Regions from separate parts of the Homo sapiens genome. Here regions 2, 3 and 4 are each linked to region 1. A link is a contact called in ENCODE Hi-C data. All regions are on one chromosome and are shown on one strand. Each heading gives the region's core, a stretch centred on a gene start or an enhancer-like site at or near the end of the contact. The rest is flanking DNA. Distances are from core to core; before and after follow the strand shown.

Region 1 (4,679 bases), core at 1,562-4,061:
TCAACAGAGAAGTTATACAGATTATAATCACAGAAAAAGATACTCAATATCATATGTCATTAGAGAACTGCAAATCAAAAAACAATGAGTTACCACTACACACCTAATAGGATGGCTACAATTTTTTTAAAAACTGACAACACCAAATGCTTGTGAGGATTGCTGATGGGAATGCAAAATGGTAGAGCAGCTTTGGAAGACAGTTTGGCGGTTTCTTACAAAAGTAAACATACTATATGATCCAACAGTCTTGCTCCTTGGTATTCACCCAAATGAGTTTAAAACTTATGTCCACTCAGCCGGGCACAGTGGCTCACGCCTGTAATCCCAGCACTTTGGGAGGCCGAGGAGGGTGGATCACGAGGTCAGGAGATCGAGACCATCCTGGCTAACATGGTGAAACCTCGTCTGTACTAAAAATACAAAAAATTAGCCAGGCCTGGTGGCGGGCGCCTATAGTCCCAGCTACTTGGGAGGCTGAGGCAGGAGAATGGCGTGAACCCGGGAGGCGGAGCTTGCAGTGAGCCTAGATGGCGCCACCGCACTCCAGCCTGGGCAACAAAGCAAGACTCCGTCTCAAAAAACAAACAAACAAACGAAAAACAAAAACAACTTACGTCCACTCAAAAATCTGCACACAGATGTTAGTAGCAGTTATATTCATACCAAAACTTGGACGCAATCAAGATGTCACTTAGTAGGTGACTGAATAAATAAACTAGTACATCCAGACAATGCAATATTATTCAGGGCTAAAATAAAATGAGATCCCAACCCATGAAAAAAACATGGAAGAACCTTAAATGCATATTTGAGTAAAAGAAACCATTCTGACCGCCAGGTGCAGTGGCTCACGCCTTCAATACCAGCACTTTGGGAGGTTGAGGCGGGTGGACATTATACGTCATTATATATTTGTCAAAACCCGTAGAAGACACAACACCTAGAGTGAACCTTAATGTAAACTATGGACTTTGGGTAATACTGTGGTGTCAATGTAGGTTAACAGATTATAATTAAAGTACAACTTTAATGTGGGGTGTCAATAGTGGGGAAGGCAGGTGAAATGCTCTATACTTTCTGCTAAGTTTTGCTGCGAACCTAAAACTGCTCTAAAAAATAAAGCATATAAAAGGAAAAATTTGGCCGGGCGTGGTGGCTCACGCCTGTAATCGCAGCACTTTGGGAGGCCGAGGCGGGCGGATCACCAAGTCAGGAGATCGAGACCATCCTGGCTAACATGGTGAAACCCCGTCTCTACCAAAAATACAAAAAATTAGCCGGCCGTTGTGGCGGGCGCCTGCCGTCCCAGCTACTCGGGAGGCTGAGGCAGGAGAATGGAGTGAACCCTGGAGGTGGAGGTTGCAGTGAGTCGAGATCGCACCACTGCACTCCAGCCTGGGCGACAGATCGAGACTCCGTCTCAAAAAAAAGTAAAAAAAAAAATTTTTAAACTGGAACACAGAGGATAAGTAATCCTGCTTCGCCCCTTGCCTCTCGCCCCTGCATGGGGCGAGGAAGGATTGATCAAACCCAGAAAGACTGAGTGAGAATGGATGTTGAACACAGAACTGAAGGATGAATGGGAGTTACCTGAATAGAACCCAGGGGCTTGAATGCAAGAAGAGGCGGGCATTCCAGGCAGAGGAGAGCAAGGGTAAGGGCCCCACGGGAGGCATTCGAGTAGGAGGGTGAACTATGATGACAGAAGACTCAATAACGATCCAAAGAAACCAAATGATTGGGCGCCTTCTTTCGGATCCGTGACTTCCAGCGCCAGGAGTCTCTATTGGCTCTTATACCGTTGCTCTATGGGATAGCAATGTTTTTGTCCTTCAGCCTCCCCTCCAATTGCTGAGCTGCTGGTGTGTTTTGAGGAGTAGAAGGCAAAAAGAACCCTCTTGTTTTTCTTTGGATCTAGAGAGAATCTGAGCAAATGACAAAGCAAATGGGGTAAAATGTCTTTTTGTTTAGTTTTTCCTGATTTTCCCATGAGAGGCAAATACATGTTAAGGATAGTTGAATCTGAGTAAAGGGCATAGAAATATTCCTTACAAGATTTTTGTTGGCAACTGGTCTAAGTATGAAATTATTTCCAAATAGAAAGCTAAAACAAACAAAACAATTGGCCTTGGGAAACTGGACAATCTTGAAGTAATCAAGTAATATTGTTAAGGGACAATCAGTGTTGTGAAAACAACACGGATACACCCCCTCCCTCCCCCTCAAAAAAAAAAACCCTAAATTCAGTTCCCCCGTTGCTAATGTGTGACCCTGGCAAAGTCATCTAAGTCGCTGAGCTTCAGTTCCTCCAACCCAGAGAGTTGTTGCAACGATCAAATGAAAGAATGTCTATTAAAGCCTTTCATGAACTATATTATTGCTGCTACCGTAGAAATGGAAAGTGTGCAACACTAGATCCAAAACTACTTTTGACACTTCTGAGACTGTGGCCGCGCCTCTGTCACCTTCCAAAGGCCACTAGGCCTTTCCTGAGCTGGCATTGGCAACGCACACTCTTGCCCGGCTAACCTTTCCAGGTGGGCGGCGCACTGGCTTCACTGCTCTCCAGGTGGCCGCTGCAGCTGCCCGAGAGCGCAGGCGCAGAGGCAGACCACGTGAGAGCCTGGCCAGGCCTTCCGGCCTAGCCTCACTGTGGCCCCGCCCCTCTCGAACGCCTTCGCGCGATCGCCCTGGAAACGCATTCTCTGCGACCGGCAGCCGCCAATGGGAAGGGAGTGAGTGCCACGAACAGGCCAATAAGGAGGGAGCAGTGCGGGGTTTAAATCTGAGGCTAGGCTGGCTCTTCTCGGCGTGCTGCGGCGGAACGGCTGTTGGTTTCTGCTGGGTGTAGGTCCTTGGCTGGTCGGGCCTCCGGTGTTCTGCTTCTCCCCGCTGAGCTGCTGCCTGGTGAAGAGGAAGCCATGGCGCTCCGAGTCACCAGGGTGAGCCGCTTCGGACTGCGAACTAACGCGGCCTTCTTAGCTGCTGCCTGCTCTCCCTGCCTCGCCTGCGGGAGCCTCCCGAGCGGGAGAGGGCCGCAGGAGCGATTTGGGGAGGAAGGTGGGAGGGGACTCACCAAGAGAGCGCCGAGGTGGGCCCAGGCCTGGTGAGAGAGTGTGGGGGACGATGGATGGAGGGAGGAAGGTGAGAAAGAGAACTGGACGGATATTGGATAAATGTTTTGGGGAGGTGGAGAGTCGACTGGGAACCTTTTGAAAAAGTGATAGAGGGTCCCTGAGTGGGCCCGCCAGCAACTCTGTAACCCCCTTCCCAGAGAGAAGGTGTCTGCAATTGGAGGCTTTTTCGGTTTCCTTTCAAATGTAAATTCTCGGTATTTTAGGGCTGGCCAGGACTAATCAGGGAATCCCTCAATTGGTAAATGTAGAGGTCGGCGGAAACTGACTTGTCACGGCCGCAGAGTAGACTCTGGGACCCATGTTTTCCCTCGGAACCCATTTTTAGTCGGCTTTCTTTCTGGGAACTTCTCCTTGTGCCCCACCTTAATTAACCCTTGACTTACTCGAGCCTTCGTGGATCAGCTCTTAAAGTGGTCTTGCTTCTTTCAGAACTCGAAAATTAATGCTGAAAATAAGGCGAAGATCAACATGGCAGGCGCAAAGCGCGTTCCTACGGCCCCTGCTGCAACCTCCAAGCCCGGACTGAGGCCAAGAACAGCTCTTGGGGACATTGGTAACAAAGTCAGTGAACAACTGCAGGCCAAAATGCCTATGAAGAAGGTAACTCTCTTCCTGACCTAACTTCTGTAAGAGCCCGCCTTCCAACTGTGGCCTTTGATGCAGAAACATTTCATTCTCTCTGTTTCATCTACAGGAAGCAAAACCTTCAGCTACTGGAAAAGTCATTGATAAAAAACTACCAAAACCTCTTGAAAAGGTACCTATGCTGGTGCCAGTGCCAGTGTCTGAGCCAGTGCCAGAGCCAGAACCTGAGCCAGAACCTGAGCCTGTTAAAGAAGAAAAACTTTCGCCTGAGCCTATTTTGGTAAACTTATTCTTACCATTGTAGAGTCTGTTGATTATTTCTTGTCCCTTATTTCACTGATACATGCAAGAGCATTCAAATGAATAGTAATATTAATACCATTTATTGAGTGCTTAGCATGAGGCAAGCTCTGCCTAACATTTTACATGCATTAACTCACATAATCTTTACACGTACTCTCTGAGGTATTGTCACCTCTACTATTTAAATCATGGCTTTAGAGAGGTTATGTCAGGGTCACACAGGTAAGTGGCCCATATGGGATTCAAGCTCAGGCTGTCTGGCTTCAGAATCTATGCTTTTAATTGTCAACTGTCTTATATTCCTTCGTTAATGATATTAAGTAGTAGCTGTCTGAGCCAAAGGCTTTGTTATCCAACTACAAGCCATCTCTGCAGAATTTATTGGCGTAAACATAGAATGTTCTCTTGAATTTTTTTACTGCTGCATATGGCTACTAAATAATAAGCCTGTAACATTGGAATATGCAAAGGAGTAAAACAGGAAGAAGGCAACTTTTCAGGGAGTGGTTAAGAAGATGAATTAACACTTAGCCTCAAAAATAATAACTTTTTATTAAATATAAGGTATGTAAATGTATTCTATGATAGACCTACCTGTGAAGGAAAGGTAGGTCATGTAGAGGAGGCTGCTTTGATGAAATTGCAATGAAC
Region 2 (4,679 bases), core at 1,377-3,876, 3.6 Mb before region 1:
AAACAAGCATTAATTTTCATTCAGAATGGCAATAATGTAAAATTGGTAAGAGATAATACTGGCAAGCATGTGAAATAAGAGGCTTGCACTGTTGGTGGAACAATCACTTTGTATGATAATATCCATCAAAATTTTACATGCATTTCTTGTGATCCAGAAGTTCTATTCTTAGGAATAATCCTAAAGATAGATATGTCTGCATAAGTCTATACAATTATGTTTACTGGCACATTACTTAGAGAAAAAAAAACTTTAAAGGTATGAACTCTGCAACCAGACTATACAGGTTTAAATCTGTTTTGATATTTAAAAGCTATGAGACTTGGGCAAGTCACTTAAACTTTCTATGCCTCAGTTTCCTTTCCTATAAAATGAAGATAATATTAAATACTCCCTAGGGTTATGACAATTAAATGAGTATATAAATATATATATATAAGTACTGTAGCTAGCATATAAAGAGCTTTATCAGTGTTAGCTATTAACAATTTGAATGTCAACTAGTAGAAGGCTGAAAATCTCACCTGCTATACCCATAAGATACAGTTTAAGTTCACAAAGCCAAAATCAGTCATCATGAATTTTAGAATATTTTTAAGCGAAAAAGTCAAACATAAATATTTCTTTACTGACCACCAAAATACATTATCAATATGCAAAAGTAATGCAAAACTCTGCACATGTGGTGGGGGCGGAGGGTGAGGGATAAATATTCAACAAATTATCTGGCTTGGCGATTTAATGTGGCAGTAGAATAAAAACATATAGAAACATTTAAGAGTTTGCTCTCTACCGCTTGAGGATGCAAGATGTAAGCTGTATGTAACCTGGAAGAGGGTCATCAACAGAACCAGAAAATGATGGCACCCAGATCTTGAATCTCCAGCCTCTAGACCTGTGAGAAATAAATTTCAGTTGTTTAATTAAAACACACACACACACACACACACTTAAGAGTTGAACTTTTCCCGTTCCCACATTTTGTATCCTTAAACCTATCTTCCTGGAAAGGGAACAAGTCAACTTTTTGAGGTCCCCAGTTAGGACTACAATACTTAATCATTTATTGAAGAAAAACAGTATCTCTTTATTTAGGGATAATACTATACTTAAAGAAACTCGTACTATTAATTGGGAAAAGATTAATATACATGAAATAAGCAAAAAATACCCACATAATTCTAAAATACATTCATTTATTCAACAAATATGTTAATGTGTGCCATTGGTCAGACACTGGCTTTAGCTGTGTAGATGAAAAAGTCTTTGTACTTGTAGAGCTTCCATTCTCATGCAGACAATATAAATGAATGGATAACTAAATACATGATATGATTTCAGGTAGTCAGAAGTGCTATGAAATGGTAAAGTATACAACACTGCCTGCAAGTACTATCGGAATTCAGGATAGGGAAGCTTAGAAAAACCAACCCGGAAGGAATTAGTCCATAATAATGCTTAATAAATGTTAACTAGCTACATTATTATTATCATTATCATTATCATCTTCATCCTCATTATTGCATTGGTCTCTGAAAGATGAGAAGCTGTAAACATGAAGGCTAAATCGCTGTGGAGATGCTTTCAAGCATAAAAACATAAGAGTAGGAGGCAAGAACGAACAAGGGAAATTTGTGAGACACAAAAGAAAGTAGTCTGATGAGAGCAGAGGGCAGAGAAGAAATGAGACTTGCTAGGTAGAATGGTCAAATAATGGGAACCTTTGAAATAAAATAAAGTGCCTACTATGGGGGGGCAGTTCCTTCCCTGTACGTGGTGCCTATCTCAAGGCAAAAGTAGAGAAGAGATTTACGACGAGGATTTTATTAGGTTGGTGCAAAAGTAATTGCAGAGAAAAAAGAAGTGTTTTACGGAGGTCATTTTGACAAGCTGTATTTGATTTTTTAAAAAAGAGATTAAGATAATACATTTTATGTTATGTGCTTTTTACCTAATTTTTTAAAAATGAAGAAGACAGATGAGGAGGAGGAGAAAGAGTTCAGATGACTGCTAGGAGATGAAATCCTATACCAGAGAGAAGAAAGAAGAGTGACCCGTTCTGCCCTAGGTCTTTTGGTTATTTGAAGTAGCTGCTTCTCCACCCCACCCCCAGAAACAGTAACAAGCACTCACCACCTTCTTCAGAGAGTGTGTGAGAGAATAAAGGTCAGGAGAGAAAACATGTTTAGTGCATCTGAAAGGAAACCCGCGAGTTAACCACTTCCTTCTGTCCCCACCCTTCCATCTTTCTCTAAATATTGGTGAGGTTATGGAGCTTGCGTTGGCGCGCGGGAAGCCGAGAAGAACGGGACTCAAAGCCCGGCTGGGAAGTCAGGTATCTAGTTGGCCGGCGATAAGGGTTTCACCTTCAGGACTGGAGCTCCACAAGATTCAACCGTTATATCAACCTCCCCGGCCCAGGTCTTACCATCACAGCGTCACAAACTCCAGGTCGCCTAGGCGCTGCGCAGGAAGCGCTTGCCAGCCCCGGACTTCTGCGCGCGCTGCATGCCCATTGGATGTGCTCATTCCCACCCCAGCCAATCCCGAAACTCGCTCGGACGCTGACAGAAGACTGCGCCGCTGCTTTGGGATTGGTAGCTGAGTTTTGTGTCGCGCCTTTTCTGACGATGCGAACAACATGGCGGCGGAAAGTGGTAGCGATTTTCAGCAGAGACGTAGAAGGCGCCGGGACCCGGAGGAACCGGAAAAAACAGAACTCAGCGAAAGAGAGCTGGCAGTAGCAGTGGCGGTGTCCCAGGAGAACGATGAGGAGAACGAAGAGCGCTGGGTTGGACCTTTACCTGTGGAGGCAACACTGGCCAAGAAGAGGAAAGGTAGCTGCAGACATAGTACCGGGACGAATTGGAGTGCTGCGTCCGCTGAGTAGGAGGGTTCAAGCCAGATCCGAAGAGGGATGATGTGTGGAGTTTTGTGCCCTCAGAACAGAGGGCCGTCCTCTCACTTCTGGCTACTCCATACTTGCATGTCTTAACGAAATAGTGATTTAAGCGTAGTACAACGTCTTTTTGATAATATCTAACACTTTTGATCATTGATTTGTTATGACAGATGCTAAAACTAACATTTTCCTATTCTTATGTGTTTGGCTCCTCTCATTTACTCCCCACAGCAGCCACATGAAGTTGGAATTTCGAACTCTTATTTAGGTATGCAAAAGGGTACCAGTTCTCTTTAAGGCTTTAGTTCAGGAGTGGTGTTAATGTATTAATGTGTTGGGGCGCGAGAGGAAGGCGGTGCTTATTTCGAATCATGGTAGGTAAAGATAATTTCAACTCTGACACTTCCACTAATAAATTTTCGCATCTAGGGAAAATGACGTAAGCTTCCTAGATCACAGATTTGTTTTCATCCAAAACCCGAAGTCTGTGGTTTTGAAATCACGCTCTTGATACGATGGGCTGAGTCTTTTTGTCACTAACGAGGAATAATCACAAATTATTATCAAATAAAAGGGGTGGGAAAAGGGGTAGATTAAGTTTTCTTGTCTTTGTTGTTTTGTTATCTTGTTTTTCTGTGAAATGTTTTCCTTAAGTATTTAAGACATTTTAAATGTGGTCTAAGCTCAAATCGTACTTTAGCACCTTCCCTTAAAAAACTTCAATGATTTGTCATTATTTTCTCTCTCTTTTTTTTTTTTTTTTTTTTTTTTGAGACGGAGTCTCGCTCTGTCGCCCAGGCTGGAGCGCATGCAGTGGCGCTATCTCGGCTCACCGCAACCTCCGTCTCCGGGGTTCAAGCGATTCTCCTGCCTCAGCCTCCCGAGTAGCTGGGGCTACAGGCGCACGCCCAGCTAATTTTTGTATTTTTAGTAGGGACGGGGTTTCACCATGTTGGCCAGGATGGTCTTGATTTCTTGACCTCGTAATCTGCCTGCCTCGGCCTCTCAAAAGTGCTGGGATTACAGGCATGAGCCACGGCGCCCAGCTCATTATTTTCATTAAAGCCCAAACTCCCTCACATGGCATATAAAGCCCTTTATGATGTGATCTCTCCTTACCTTCTTAGTGCATCTTCCATTACCTTCCTCTCCCAACCCCTTACTTTGTACTCCACCCATTCTAAAATCACTCGAGAATCGGTCTTGTACTTTTTTTTCCTCTGGATTCCTACCCAGATATGGTGTTTCTACCGGGAATAATTTCCCTCAACTCTTCCACTGAACTGACTTTTGGTCAACCTTTAGCACTTAGCTATCATCTTCTCTGGGAAGCCTGTGACTTCTCCAGTCTGGACTGGATTTCTGAAGCACTTTGATCATAACTCTGAGGTAGTTATATATCAATACTGAATTTACAGGTAGCCTTCAAATTTTATGTATCCAAATTTTGAAGAAGCTGTTTTTTTGAACGTTGTATATTGACACCCTTACAGTGCATTATCATTTTTACTTCCTGGTCCTCTTATTAAATGTTTCCATAGTAACCATTTTATTTATGGCACTTGCCGCAGTTTCTAATTATATATTTATTCATGTGATTGATGAATGTTTCTCTCCACTGCTAAGACTGTAAACAAGTAAGAACCAGAATCACGCCTTTTTTGTTTCATTGCTTGGTGTACAGTGCTTTGCCTAAGTATTTAATGACTGCATATTAAAGCTTTTATGCTGGTCTTTAGCTATTTTGTTGCATATGAATATTTTTGCAAGTTCTTTT
Region 3 (2,945 bases), core at 1-2,500, 3.2 Mb after region 1:
GAGTGTGATTATTGCATTTTTATCAAATATGTCTGTCTGGATTATGTGGTTAGAATCACTGCAAATTTGGCTTCTATAAATACTTTAAAACTTTTTTCCAATGTTTTCATTATCAGATCCACTATGCAGGCTTTGAGTGGGCTGCCATTTAGTTCAGATATCAAAGTATTTTACAAGTAACTAATAGCATTTATTATCTACACGTGGAAAACTATAGCAAAGAAAGGTCAATCAAAAGTTGTGCTCTAGGTCATCAGATAAAATGAGATTAATACTGAAAAATTCTTCCACGAAGACCAGGGGTCCAGCTAAATGTGTGGTGGTGGGAAAAATGTTTATCTGACGTCCCTCTAAAGAAACCTCAGATGGGAGAAAAATGTCCCAGCCCCAGGAATGGACACATTTAGGTTTTTCCTTTTTTTTTTTTTTTTTTTTTTTTGAGACAGGGTCTCGCTCTGTTGCCCAGGCTGGAGTGTAGTGGCGCGATCTCTGCTCACTGCAACCTCCGCCTCCCGAGTTCAAGCGATTATCCTGCCTCAGCCCCCCGAGTAGCTGGGATTACAGGCGCGCGCCACCAGGCCCAGATAATTTCTTTGTATTTTTTAGTAGAGATGGGGTTTCGCCCTGTTGGCCAGGCTGGTCTCGAACTCCTGGCGATCCGCCCGCCTCGCGTTCCCAAAGTGCTGGGACCACAGGCGTGGGCCACCGCGCCCGGCGCACATTTGGGTTTTTCGTGGTCAGCAAAAGCACGACCACCCCAACACATAAATCTGGCGAATCATACGCAAATTCCCTCATGCTATATAACCTTCCACTGCTCTTCGTACCTTTGGACAGGAACATACTGTTATTTTAGGGAAGGAAATGGATCAGATACCTTGTCTCCTTCTTCTGCACTACCAAACACCCCAAATGGCGTCCCTAGCAATCAGATTCCAGAAACGTTTCCTCTCCTCTTGAAAGCCCACCGCTCCCTTCACCCAAAAAACAGAATAATCAGGGGCCTAATGAAGCTGTCCGGCCAACCTGCAGGAGAGAGCTGAGGAAGAACCACTTGCCGCGCCAGGAGCATCCCGCGCCGCACTATGGAGGCAGCCATCTTGGAGCGTACCAAAAGGAACAGCCAACGGGTTACGGACAGAGGAAGGGGCGGGGTTACAGCTCGACCTCTCGGGGCGCCCAGAATTGGACGAATCCCTTTTGTCGCTCTCGACGACAGGACCGACGCTCCGCCTCCTCGCCCCGGTTCCAGTAGTTGGTATGGTCCGAGACAGTATGGCTGCTGCATTTCGGCCCTCGAATCGAGTTCTCCTGCAGGCGCTGCAGATTTTGGTGTATCCTGGGGTGGGAGGCTCCGGCTCTGTCAGCTGCCGCTGCCCTCTCGGAGGTATCCGCGGCTTTAGCCTAGGGAAGGAGGGGAGGGATGGGAGAGAAGGGAGTGTTAGATCCCAGCTAGCATCTCTGTGGAGCAGCCACAGCTCCTAAGTCACTCACTGGCCTGGAGCGCACCCTCGCCCTCTAGTTGCACGTGGGTGCAGTGGTGACCACTGGGGGTCGTGGATACCCCCAGTGCCTGCAAATCGAAGGACTGCTGGGGTATTGACCTTGGGGCTGTAGTGCTCCCTCAGATGGGGCGACGTTCGTCTTCAGGAACATCCCTCCCGCCTTGGGTGACTTTTATTTATTTATTTATTTATTTTTGAGACGAAGTCTTGCTCTGTCGCCCAAGCTGGAGTGCGGTGGCGCGATCTCGGCTCACTGCAGCCTCCGCCTCCCGGGTTCAAGCGATTCTCCTGCCTCAGCTTTCCGAGTAGTTGGGACTACAGGCGTGCGCCACCACGCCCGGGTAATTTTTTGTATTTTTAGTAGAGACGGGTTTCACTATGTTGGCCAGGCTGGTTTCGAACTCCTGACCTCGTGGTCCACCCGCCTCGGCCTCCCAAAGTGCTGGGATTATAGGAGTGAGCCACCGCGCCCGGCCTTTTTCTTTTCTGCAGAGTTTGGAAGCAGAGGTCTTATGGAGTCTCAGTTCTGCTAACAATCTAAAAGACTTAACGGCACGTTTCTTCATTTTTCAAAACTATCCTCTAACATCTCTATGAAGAGAGTTAAATCTGAAGATGCTAGTGAGTGATAGTAAAAATGTTTGTCAGGCATTACTTTAATGTAGTTTACATACATTAATTCCTTTTCTCTAGACAACACCCAGCAAGAGAAGTACCATTCTTTTCTCCATTTACAGAGGAGGAACAAGGTTAAGTAATTTGCCCAAAGTCAGAGGGAACTGTTAGAGGTGGGATTTGAACACACCCAACAATAGAAACCTGCTCCTAACCACTTCACTGGACTGCCTTTCTGTAAATAAATAGCAACTTTTATTGTTACCTTGTTACTGCAGCTCACAGAACTCTGTTAGTGCGTGATTCTTCGGCCACGCTTGGTCCGTTTTATCTCATGCACAGCCAAGGATCCTAAAGAAAGGATGATGTTTCCCAAATCTACTAAGCTGTGATCAATGATTTCCATGTATCTCAAATGTATTTTGAGTCCACATCTGAGAGGCCTTAACCCCCTCATTTCACAGAGGACAAAACTGGGAGTTCCAGTGGTCATGCTGCAGCTTTTTCCACTACACTGTGCTTCTCCCTGGATAAACCAAAACTAAATATGCCTGTTTTGCATTTAAATGTTATTAGTTTTTTTTTTAAATGCCCTTGATACCCTTAACCGATGGCAAATGCCCATTTGTACTTCAAATCCCAACTTCCTGTCAACCAGTCCCCACACAGGTTTATCACTAGCTACGGTTAATCACTAGCTTCTTTCACACACACAAATAAAACCTGTTTTGCTGAGGATTTGCATTCTCTGGTAGTTCAGAAATTGTTTTTCCCAGGATTTATATTTGTACAGTTTGTACAGTTATATTTGTACCTGTCTAATGG
Region 4 (4,679 bases), core at 1,560-4,059, 3.0 Mb before region 1:
TACTCTGTCACTCAGGCTGGAGTGCAGTGGCACAATCACAACTCATTTTCACTGTAGCCTCGAACCCCCAGGCTCAAGCAGTCCTCCCGTCTCAGCCTCCCCAGTAGCTGGGACTACAAGCATGCACCACCATGCCTGGCTACTTTTTTGTTGTTATTGTTTGGTAGAAACGGGGTCTCTCCATGTTGCCCAGGCTGGTCTCAAACTTCTGGGCTCAAGCAATCCTCCTGCCCTAGTCTCCCCAAATCCTGGGATTACAGGCATATGCCACCGCACATAGCCAGTCATTTTAGAACATGAATCTGATCAGGGTCACTCTTCAGCTCCGAGGTCTTCAGTGGCTCCCAGCTTATGATAAAGTAATCTCTACCATGACAAATAATACCCTTCATAAAGGCTTATTCCTTTGCATGCATCTCTAGTCATTTTCAGCCCAGCAATAACAGACTTTGAATCTTCTGTACCTCACTCGAGCTCTCTTTTACCTTAACCCTGCCTTTGCATATTCTACATGCTCAGTCTGGAATGCCCTTCACTGCTCCTCCTTCCCTCCTTGCCTGGGTAATTCCTATTTGTTCAATATTCAGCTTAAGCAATATTTCTTCTGGGAAGTATTCCATTAGAACTAAGTTTAAGAGGCCCTCCTGTGTGCTCTGAATTCCTCCATGCTTATACCTATGGTAATAATAATTCTCAAACATTTTGGTCTTGAGTCCCTTTACATTCTTAAAGATTATTAAGGACTGTAAAATGCTTTTATTACTATCCACATTATAAATTAAACCTGAGAAATTTGGTATTTTGAGATTCATTTAAAAATAATTATAAGCCCATTATGTTAATAGAAATGACGCATTTTTTTCTTAGAAACCGAGATTGAAGGCAAAATGATGCATTTTTATGATAAAATATTTTTCCAAAAAATTGGTGAGAAGAGTGGCATTGTTTTACATTTTTCAAACCTTTTTAATGTCTGCTTTAATAGAAGACAGCTGAATTCTCCTATCTATGTATTCTTTATTTTTTTCCAACTTTTATTGTAGGTCCAGGGGTACATGTGAAGGTTTGTTACATAGATAAATTCATGTCATGGGGGTTTGTTGTACAGATTATTTCATCATCCAGGTATTAAGCCCAGTGCTCAATAATTTTTTCTGCTCCTCTCCCTCCTTCCACCCTCCACCCTCAAGTAGACCACAGTGACTGACGTTTCCTTCTTTGTGATCATGAGTTTTCTGTGTATTCGATCTGTTGTGATATGTTTTGGTTGAAATATATGAGGGAAATCTGATCTCATAAAGATAAGGTGTTGGAAAAGGGAAAACTACTTTATAGCCTTTCCAGATAGTTCTAGATATTATTCTTTGATACGGTACCAAACTTACATGTGGTAGTTTCTTAGCCTTCATTGCAGTGTGGACTGAATCTGAAACCACATCAATTAAGCACTGAAATCCATCAATCTATCTTGCACATACCAGAGGCTTTTTGCCTTTGTAATGGCACCCACTGGCCATTTGAAAAATAGGTGTCCACTAAGTTGTAAAGATCACAAAAATGTTGACATATTTCATTATATAGTCAAAAATAAATTGTTAATATAATGCTTCTTTTACTAGAAAAGTCTTTAAGTACTGGCAAGCTGTCAAGCTCAAGCTGGTGGATACAAGTGTAATAAAATTTGTATTTTTAGGTGAAAATTCAAAGAATTACACTAGTGCTTTTTCCGGAGACAACCATTTCACTTGGGCATGTAGCGGCAGTAGTTTCCATTTTTTCACACATATTCTTTAAAAGACGTGTAAGCAAGGATGGATTTGAAAAAAAAATACAATTTTTAGTTATTTGTGAAGGACATTTTTAAAGTGAAACTAGCATACTTTAAAACCTTAAATGTTGTATGATGTGAAGAATACAAAATGCAACTACCAGTACAAGACTGGCGCCACTGCCTTGATTGCTGCTAAGGTGTCAGCAGTTTAATCTTTTACGTTACCAGTGCAAATGGCAACAAAGTGAAAAAGGTCAAGAAACTCTTAATATTATTACGAAAATCGTTTTGACCTTGCCAACTTACTGAAAAGGTCTCGGTACCCTTAGGGATCTGCGGAGGGCATTTTGGGAGCAGCTGCCATGGACTCACTACTGTTGTCTCTCATTAGGTTGCAAGTTCTATGTGAACTGTCTTTAACTGTCTGTTACGTGCCCTTGCCTAATAGTGCCTGGGACATAGCACTCAATAAACATCAACACCTGTGGAACGAGGGAATTAAAAACAGGTTATAAACAACCCCTGCACAGCCTTCATCTTACTGCCTCTTTCCTTAATTCAACCTGAACCTACGCATTTTGTAAAATTTTGTTTTTTTCACAATTAGGACGCCTGCCAACTTTTAAAAATAGTTGGAGTTGGGGTGCTGCCTGTATGTGATAAGGCTGCCCTATAGTTTGGTCAAGTGTTCTTCCGTGTTGTCCAAGAGTCATTCCTTCTTTACAGTCCCGCACCAGTAGGCCAGGCCGCTTGGTTTCCCAATCCGAGACCGGAAGGAACCGGGTAGACATGAGCACAAGACTCTCATCGACTTTTGGGGAAAACAAAAACACCGATAAAAATCCAGGCGGTGAAACGAGCAGCAACAGCCCCAGGGACCCGGGAGCTGGAGGCCGCAGCCGCGCGAGAACCGCCGGGTTGCCGGGGCGACGCTTCCGGCTGGCGCGCGCAGCCCCGGGAGCAGGGGAGTTGTGAAATGGGCGGCTAGATCTGCCCGGCGCTGTGAATTCGCCAGCGGGAGCGCGCTCGCGGCCGCGCGTTCTCCGCTTTCCCGGCTCCGTCGCTGACGCGTCGTAGACGTTGGGGAGCGGGAAGGCAACGGCAGCGGGATCGGGATGAACAGCGGCGGCGGCTTCGGTTTGGGCTTAGGCTTCGGCCTCACCCCCACGTCGGTGATTCAGGTGACGAATCTGTCGTCGGCGGTGACCAGCGAGCAGATGCGGACGCTTTTTTCCTTCCTAGGAGAAATCGAGGAGCTGCGGCTCTACCCCCCGGAGTAAGTGCTGGAGCTCGGCTGGGGGAGGGGCGCGGGCGCCATAGAGACCTCGGGAGCCGAGGCGTGGAGGAGAGCGCGGACGCGGGCGCGCGGTGCATGTCACGTGATCGCGCCGGCTTACCTTGGTGCCCATATTTGATTAGGGCACCCGGGTTCCGCCGTCCTGCTCTCCTTAGTCGGATTTGGGGGGTTAACTACTGCACGGAGCCCTTACCAAGGATTTAGAATGGTTGCCCTTTCTGTGCCTCCGGGACTTGTGTTCGCTGCTGGGTCTTCGAATTCCGTGCCCCCACCCTCTTATTTCCCCCCGAACTTAAGATGGCCGCAGGTGGGCCCGGAACAGCCCTCATGGCAAACGTCTCAGAGCGTTTTTCCACTCTGAAAATCGCGGAGACCGCGCCTGAGCCACAGTCCAGTTTTTAAGGCCTTGGTGTCAGGCCGTTTTGCTGACGAGAAAGCCTGCTGCTGGTGACAAGATGGAACTGGGGCTGTGTTTGTTTCCCAGGACGGTCGCACAAACTTAGCATTTTGGTTTATCTAACCGAGCGCATCCATGTTCCCAAAGATCATGTCTGTTAGCCCTTTTGACAGCAGATTAAATTTTCCTCCTGAAAGGTCACACTGTCCCAAAGCTTTCAGAAAAAGTGTAAGTCGGTGCAGGGTTATCCCTCCCGTATACATTTAAAGTCCAGATCTTGGCTGGCATTCACAGCTCGCGGCCACTTCCCAGATAGTGTATTTTGGAATGGTAAAATTTCCCTCGTACGATATTATTTAGAAAACTCGCAAGGGGTTTGTAGGTTGTTCACATTCTTGCACACAAACTTTTTTTCTTTTTTAATGGTAGATCTTACAGTATTAAGATCCTCCGTTTTTTGTTCATTATATCAAAATCCTTTGAGGGAAGGGGTAATTGTTACCCAAGATTTATTTCTTTAAAAAAATTTTGATTTATTTCCTAGTGATGCATTTAGACCTATTTTTCTTTAGTTTTCTATCTCAGGTTATAACAGTGCTGTTGCATAACTATATAAAAGTTGTGTGGATATTTAAAATTTACTTTTTAAGTTTTTCTTCTCTGCTTTTTGTTTTGGAATATTTCATGCATACAGAAAAGTTGAAAGAGTAATACATTGAACATCCATGTTCCTTTTACGAGCATTTTGTCTGTTTTTGGCTACAGTTGATTATTAAAATTTCCCCAGTTATTTTAATAATGCTTTTTTGTCTGCTTTTGATCTAGTATGTAATTAGATAACACTGTCTCCCTTGAATATGCCAAGTAATCCATGTATTAATAGTTATCTCCTTTAATCTAGGACAGTCCCGTCCCCTTTTAAAGATTCTAAAGTCGTGACATTGATATTTTGTTTTGTAGTTCATTTTGTCTTGTAATATGACTCATAATCTGAGTTTATATAGATGAGATATATAGATGAGGTATATAGAGATATGTGTATATATATATCTTTATATTCGTGACGAGATTCAGGTAATACATTTTTGACGAGAATACTGCATAAGTGCACGCACGTACATTTTGATTGATTAACCGTGGCATTATTGCTTTAATTATCTTAACTTTTGGAAATGCTTTCAGCCATCTCAATTTAAGTTCTCAGAACATTTCTT

What was found. A loop is a pair of places that touch in the nucleus more often than their neighbours do. Pooled maps may share reads with other maps.
Region 2: a loop to region 1 is called in a pooled map, with 8 times the contacts of the local background. The contact joins the promoter of PPWD1 here to the promoter of CCNB1 in region 1. A Hi-C loop is called at or near these places in 5 of 50 pooled maps.
Region 3: a loop to region 1 is called in a pooled map, with 6 times the contacts of the local background. The contact joins the promoter of PTCD2 here to the promoter of CCNB1 in region 1. A Hi-C loop is called at or near these places in 5 of 50 pooled maps.
Region 4: a pooled map shows a loop between it and region 1 (5-fold over the local background). The contact joins the promoter of SREK1 here to the promoter of CCNB1 in region 1. A Hi-C loop is called at or near these places in 4 of 50 pooled maps.

What each region holds. Positions count from the first base shown.
Region 1 is chr5:69,164,339-69,169,017 of GRCh38, forward strand. It overlaps CCNB1 (cyclin B1), which reads left to right and starts at 2,812. Exons shown (of 9, transcript NM_031966.4): 1 at 2,812-2,945; 2 at 3,570-3,740; 3 at 3,835-4,005. The coding sequence starts at 2,925. RefSeq lists enhancers at 2,492-3,457, 2,838-3,067.
Region 2 is chr5:65,560,670-65,565,348 of GRCh38, forward strand. PPWD1 (peptidylprolyl isomerase domain and WD repeat containing 1) reads left to right here and starts at 2,627. Exons shown (of 11, transcript NM_015342.4): 1 at 2,627-2,837. The coding sequence starts at 2,642. CENPK (centromere protein K) reads right to left here and starts at 2,499. Exons shown (of 11, transcript NM_022145.5): 1 at 2,429-2,499; 2 at 794-895. RefSeq lists enhancers at 1,754-2,415, 2,136-2,275, 2,416-3,076.
Region 3 is chr5:72,319,123-72,322,067 of GRCh38, forward strand. It overlaps PTCD2 (pentatricopeptide repeat domain 2), which reads left to right and starts at 1,251. Exons shown (of 10, transcript NM_024754.5): 1 at 1,251-1,387. The coding sequence starts at 1,261. MRPS27 (mitochondrial ribosomal protein S27) reads right to left here and starts at 1,118. Exons shown (of 11, transcript NM_015084.3): 1 at 1,027-1,118. The coding sequence starts at 1,099. RefSeq lists enhancers at 169-710, 711-1,251, 850-1,179, 1,240-1,449.
Region 4 is chr5:66,141,491-66,146,169 of GRCh38, forward strand. It overlaps SREK1 (splicing regulatory glutamic acid and lysine rich protein 1), which reads left to right and starts at 2,810. Exons shown (of 12, transcript NM_001077199.3): 1 at 2,810-3,047. The coding sequence starts at 2,887. RefSeq lists a silencer at 2,591-2,660 and enhancers at 2,841-3,120, 3,381-3,440, 3,501-3,550.